Linked DNA regions of Homo sapiens: region 1 is linked to region 2. The links are chromatin loops, found by intact Hi-C in ENCODE. Cell type or tissue: HCT116. All regions are shown on one strand. Links, peaks and the distances in the headings refer to the core of each region. The heading gives the core; the rest is flanking DNA. Region 1 overlaps LINC02577 (long intergenic non-protein coding RNA 2577). Region 2 has its middle 11 kb from the start of DLD.

Region 1 (2,920 bases), core at 208-2,707, 1.1 Mb before region 2:
CCTGGGTCCTGTCTTCCTCTCTAAATCAACACTTGCAGGAAAAAAGTATGGACCCAACTAGAAAGTACTTTTAATGATTAAGTTATTAAATAAACCCCAAAAAAGTACAGTGAAAGGGATTGGTAAGGGGGATAATTAGAATATAGCCTACTGGTATATCTGGTAAAGTTTTTATGATAATAAATTAAAATATCATAAAGTTTTTATAATAAATAGGATATTGATTAGTCTTTTCTAAACCTCAGCATACTTTTTTTTTGGTTTTGAAACAGAGTCTCTGTCACCCAGGCTGGAATGTAATAGCACGATCTTGGCTCACTGCAACCTCCACCTCCTGGGCTCAAGTGATCCTCCTGCCTCAGCCTCGGCATACTTTCTAACCTTGTTTATGTCACCACAAGAAACCCAAGGCTCCTGGGTCAGCCCTTATCCCCCACACGGCTCTATAAGCAGTAAGCAACCACCTCCCCAAACACACACACGCAATCCTTATCTTCCTTCCTGCCCTTTTGTAAAACTTAGCATTTATGATCATTTGACAAATCATATACTTTATTTACTTGTTTGTCCATCCTTTCCTGGAATAAAAGGACTATTAGAGCTGGAATTTGTTTGGACAGAAAAAAAAAGTGTTTAAATAAAAGCAGAGAGAGAGAGACATGGTTTATAACAAAGTCTCATTAGGATGATGAAACACTTAAATAAATTTTTACTGGGGTCGTGATCCCTGGAAAAACTTTCAAAATAAGAACTCTGACATTCACACTGAATGACTCTTCCTTCCATCACCGAGACACTCTGATCCAGATCAGATGGCCTCACAGTTCCGGCCAACTGGGTGAATCCAGGGTTAAAAATGGCCACCTACTTTTCATGGGGCCCACTCGACAGCTCAGTTGTTTGGAGGTATAGTGCTTGCAGAACCAAGGTCACAGGTAATGAGCGGGATTATTGTTCATCATTAAGCATTAAGTGTTATCTATGAAATGATGTTGTTTAATGGTGCTATAGGCTTTTAGCAATAGAGTCATCAAGAAATATAAAATCCAGACTTTAGGTTTAGTGGGAGAAGAGGGAAAGGAAAGCTTAAAATTAGGATAGTTGTAAGAAAGATGCTTATTAAAGAAAGATGAATGGAGTTTCTCTGCTTCTAGTCCTAAAAGACACTAGTGTTACAGGTACCTGTTATTTTTCCACCTGCCCAGCAGGTGTCAGTGTAAGACAATGTTCCTAGAACTGACCAAGCTTTTTTAAAAATTGAGAGTTATCAAATTATAAAATACAGAAGATACAATAAAGATGGGTTTGCAAAAATTTTCACATGAGCCTTTAAATGAGGGAAGGAGATGACCAAAAATAAGTTTCCAGAAAGGTAAGATGATCAGAGTTGGACTGGGGGGCCTCAGAAGGCCCCATCTGGCTCTCAGATTTCTTGTCAATTCAGCGGGAATTCCTGGAGCATCTCGGGGCTGCAGGAGGACTCAGCACTGTTGGAAGAGTTCGTTGCTGGTAACTAGCACAGTAACAAATGAACACTCCCAGGGAAAATGGTAGTATTCCACCAGGCATACTCTCTTAAAAAACAGACACCGTCTCTGCTTCTCAGAGGCTTACAATAAGAACATAGAAATCCTGTAATTCATGAAAATATATTATTATAAGAACTAAAAAAGTGAATCAAGGAAAAAGAGATGGTCATCAATGGTTGCATGAATAATTTGCAGAATGCACTGAGTTAGTCAGGGTGAGCTTCCCGGAGGAGCTGGCCATTGAGCTGTGACGAAAGAGAACAGAGCCACAAATCCAGGGTTCCACCCTAGCTCCTGCCTTTCTGTTCTGCATTCAGTTTTTCTCCTCCAAATACAAATGTCCTATACACTGATGAAGGGCAAGCAATACAGAAAAAGAAAATAAACACAACTTATTTTTTTAATTCACTATATAAAGGTTCCGTGGGTATTTTAAAGGGAAAATGGTGGGGGGCGGGGGCTCTTATCTATTGCGCATGTAACAAGACATACATTATGTCATACAAGTCTAACCAAAATCCTGAGATGTAAGTAGTATTGTTCTCATTTTTGCATAAAGGATCCAAGGCTCCCAGAAGCCATAAACTTGCCCAAGATTATGATATCTAATATTTATGAGGGATTACTCCGCATACACAATAATCCTATGAAGTTACTATTATTCCCATTTATTGGATGAAGACATTAAGCCTTACAAAAAATAAGTGATTGTCTCCCCAAAGCCACAGGCCTCAGGAGCCATTAAGATGAAATTCAAACTCATGTTTAGCAAGGTGGGTTCTCTGGGAACTCAGGTTGTAGGTGTTTGCTAGGAAGTGCCCTTAGGATTAGTACCTATGGAGAGAAGGGGAGGGTGGAAGGATTGGCCAGCACTGGGCCAAAGAGCCAGGCTTTTCTACACCTGTCTCCATCAGTCACTGGATATGGGCCTCACAGGAGGGAATGGCCTTGGGGAAGGCAGCTCTCTGCAACTGAGGTGGACCTGAAGGGTTGGTACCTGACAACTGTCTGCTGACAGCACTCCCAGAGCTAGAACAAGTCCTTCCTAGGAGGGGCATCTGGCATCACCACGTTCATTATGCCATGCCTGTGTCTTACTTTGTTCCAGTTAATCATGATCTCTGCTACACCATGCTGGGAGAAGGCCAGAAGGGAGGCAGTGGTAGTCTTTGATAGAGTTGGAGGGTGGGGCAGGGCTGGGGGTTGTGGAGTGGTGAGCCCAGACCCCAGACTTCCTGGGGAAATGAATACCAGGCTCTCATCCAAAGAGACATTTCATCAAATAACATCAAGTGGAAATAAACAAAGGGGTTGAGGCTGATTGCACTGGCTCCAAGTACTGTCAGCCATTAGATGCTTGTTGTTCAGTTGATTGACAGCTTCCAGGTGGC
Region 2 (2,920 bases), core at 128-2,627:
CCCTCTATCAAAATCCTACCCACCTTTCAAAATCCAATTTCAGTAATTACGTCTTGCACAAAGACATCCCCCAGGTCCCTGGCCCCTTACTTACCATCTCCCCACCTCCAAATTCCTGCAGCACTTATCTTTCCTACTGACTTTCATTCATTGAACAATTTTTTTTGAGTCCCTATTACATGCAAGGCATTGTTCCAGGCTCCGGGGATGTATCTGAACAAAACAGATGGAAATCTTAGTACTTGTGTAGCTTAGATTCTACTGGCAGGAGAAAATGTTATAAAACAAACACAACAAAGTAATTATATAGAATGTTAGAAGATGATAAATGCTGTGGAAAAAAAAAAGCCAGGTCAAGGAGAATGACAGTGCAGGGCAGAAATGGGTTGTGTTGCGATTTTCATTAGAGTGGTAAGGACAGATTTCACTGAGAAAGTAACTTTTGAATAAGGACTTCAAGGAGGCAAAGGAGTGAGTCATATGTCTACTGCTGGTTTGAGGAGAAAGGTGGAAAGGGGCGTGTGTGAACGGAAATCCAGCCCAGGATGGCATGTTGTCTGATATTTCTTTTCTTTTCTTTTCTTTTTTTTTTTTTTTTGAGACCAAGTCTTGCTCTGTCACCCACACTGGAGTGCAGTGGCATGATCTTGGTTCACTGCAACCTCTGCTTCCTGGGTTCAAGCGATTCTCCTACCTCAGCCTCCTGAGTAGGTGGGATTACAGGTGCATGCCACCATGCCCAGCTAATTTTTGTATTTTTAATAGAGATGGGGTTTCACCATGTTGGTCAGGCTGGTCTTGAACCCCTGACATCGTGATCCACCCGCCTTGGCCTCCCAAAGTGCTGGGATTACAGATGTGAGCCACCATGCCTGGCCGATATTTCTTTACTGCTTGCATAGATGCCTGATATCCTCAACTAAATCATGAGCTTTATAAAATCAGGGAGATGTGCTGATAACTTTTTTGTGTTTCCTTCAGTGTCCTGTGCAATATTTTATATCCAACAAACACTCAACAAACACTTGGTAATTGTTGATTATTGAGTATGGCACATCATGGCCTAATAACTTTGTATTTAGAATCATTTTGAAGCGTTAATGGTAAATCCTTCGGTTCCTACCACAGTATATACATTTCCTTTTTGGAGTTCCCAGCTTTTGCAGATAGCATAATGAGAGAACGTTGCCCTCTTCTGGGCAGAAGGTGCTGGTGCCTTTTGATTCTAAAACTCTGCTCACTTAGATACTGTTAACACTATGACTCATTATTATCTACTCAATCAACCACAATTAATTAGATTAGCATTTTGACACAATTTTGTTGTTGTTTAAGCACCATCTAAGAAAATGAAATTTCTCAGGAAAAAGATGATTAGGAAGTGAATTACAGTTATTCCCTAAACAAAACCCAGAGCTGTGAGTTGTATGGCAATAACTCTGAAATCCATTTGGGCTGATTTTTTCCATAATGAAGGGGAGAATTCAATTCCAGGAAACCTGGGTTACATAATCAGGACAGGGGAATGCCAGGGATGAAGTCTTCCACAATAAGAATATGAGGTAGTAAAAAGGAAGAGTCAGGGACACTATTCTCTGCCAATTAGTACTGTGTCTGGTGATGTAGTATATAACTGAGGAAAGATTGGGGCAGATTAAGTGGACTTCTGGCTACGTGACCTTAGATATGCTATTTAAATTCTCTGGGCTTCTGTTTCCTTGCCTATAAAATAGGCAAATGAGACTTCTAATAATAAAATAGGACTAATAATTCTAATAATAAAATAGGACTTTCTAATAAAAAATAGGAAAATGAGACTTCTAATAATACTTCACTTAAAGTGTCTGGTATGTGGTGGCTTTTCAATAAATGGTAGTGTACCAGTCAGAATTCTGGGTTGCAAATAGCCTGAGAAAAATCTCTTGTTCGCTTATGCAGAAAAGGAACTTATTGGCAGGCTATCCAATAGCAACAGAATTAACATGAAGTTTTGAGAAATGAGCTTGGCAAATTGGCAGAAAGCTAAATGGCCCCGGCTGAGATTTTCCACAGGAAGGGTATGAGTAGGACACTACCTTGCCACCACTGGCCAGTGACACTAGAGTCACTGCTGCTGCCAGTAGGGTGCATTCTAAGTTGTCATGGTTTCTTTGTGCCGCCCATTTTGATTCGGGTCCTGGTGAATACATCTGATTGGCAGAGCTTAGGTTCCGTGCCTGCTCTAGCTGCTAGAGGCCGGGAGAGCCAGGGGTGGCCAGTTGGGCTTGCTAATGGAGTCTGGTCTCAAACTGTAGTGGATTCCTCAAACATGGAATGGGAGTTCCCATAAAGCAGCGGTCCCCCCCGCCCAAACTTTTCAGCACCAGGGACTGGTTTCGTAGAAAAGGGGGATGGTTTCGGGATGAAACTTCTACCTCAGATTATCAGGCATTTAGCTAGATTCTCATAAGGAACAGGCAACCTAGATCCCTCGCATGCGCAGTTCACAGTAGGGTTCACGCTCCTATGAGAATCTAATGCCTTGGCTGATGTGACAGGAGGCAGAGCTCAGGCAGTAACGTTCACTCGCCCTCCACTCACTTCCTGTGTGCCGCCCAGTTCCTAACAGGCCAAGGACCAGTACCGGTGTGTGTGTGTGTGCGCGTGTGTGTGTGTGAAGAACACTTAAGATTTACTCTCGGCCGGGCGCGGTGGCTCACTCCTGTAATCCTAGCACTTTGGGAGGCCGAGGCGGGCGGATCACGAGGTAAGGAGATCGAGACCATCCTGGCTAACATGGTGAAACCTCGTCTCTACTAAAAATAAAAAGATTAGCCAGGCGTGGCGGGCTCCTGTAGTCCCAGCTACTCAGGAGGCTGAGGCAGGAGAATGGCGTGAACCCGCGAGGCGAGCTTGCAGTGAGCCGAGATCGCACCACTGC

What was found. A loop is a pair of places that touch in the nucleus more often than their neighbours do. Peaks named below come from ENCODE experiments on the same cell type or tissue, not always from the same donor. Only the 100,000 strongest peaks of a DNase experiment are listed, where the experiment ranks them.
Region 1: it touches region 2 in a loop (8-fold over the local background); 16 of 110 quality-filtered maps call a loop at or near these places.

The regions. Positions count from the first base shown.
Region 1 is chr7:106,792,008-106,794,927 of GRCh38, forward strand. All of the region lies in intron 1 of LINC02577 (long intergenic non-protein coding RNA 2577), which reads left to right. Among named protein-coding and RNA genes, the nearest start is that of LINC02577, 18 kb to the left of the region's middle. In HCT116, for the core only: a CTCF peak has its summit at 1,205 (motif pointing right); a DNase peak (open chromatin) is centred at 1,234.
Region 2 is chr7:107,878,367-107,881,286 of GRCh38, forward strand. No RefSeq gene overlaps it. Among named protein-coding and RNA genes, the nearest start is that of DLD, 11 kb to the right of the region's middle. In HCT116, for the core only: a CTCF peak has its summit at 1,192 (motif pointing left); DNase peaks (open chromatin) are centred at 1,195, 2,175 and 2,595; H3K4me3 peaks cover 783 bases; H3K27ac peaks cover 754 bases.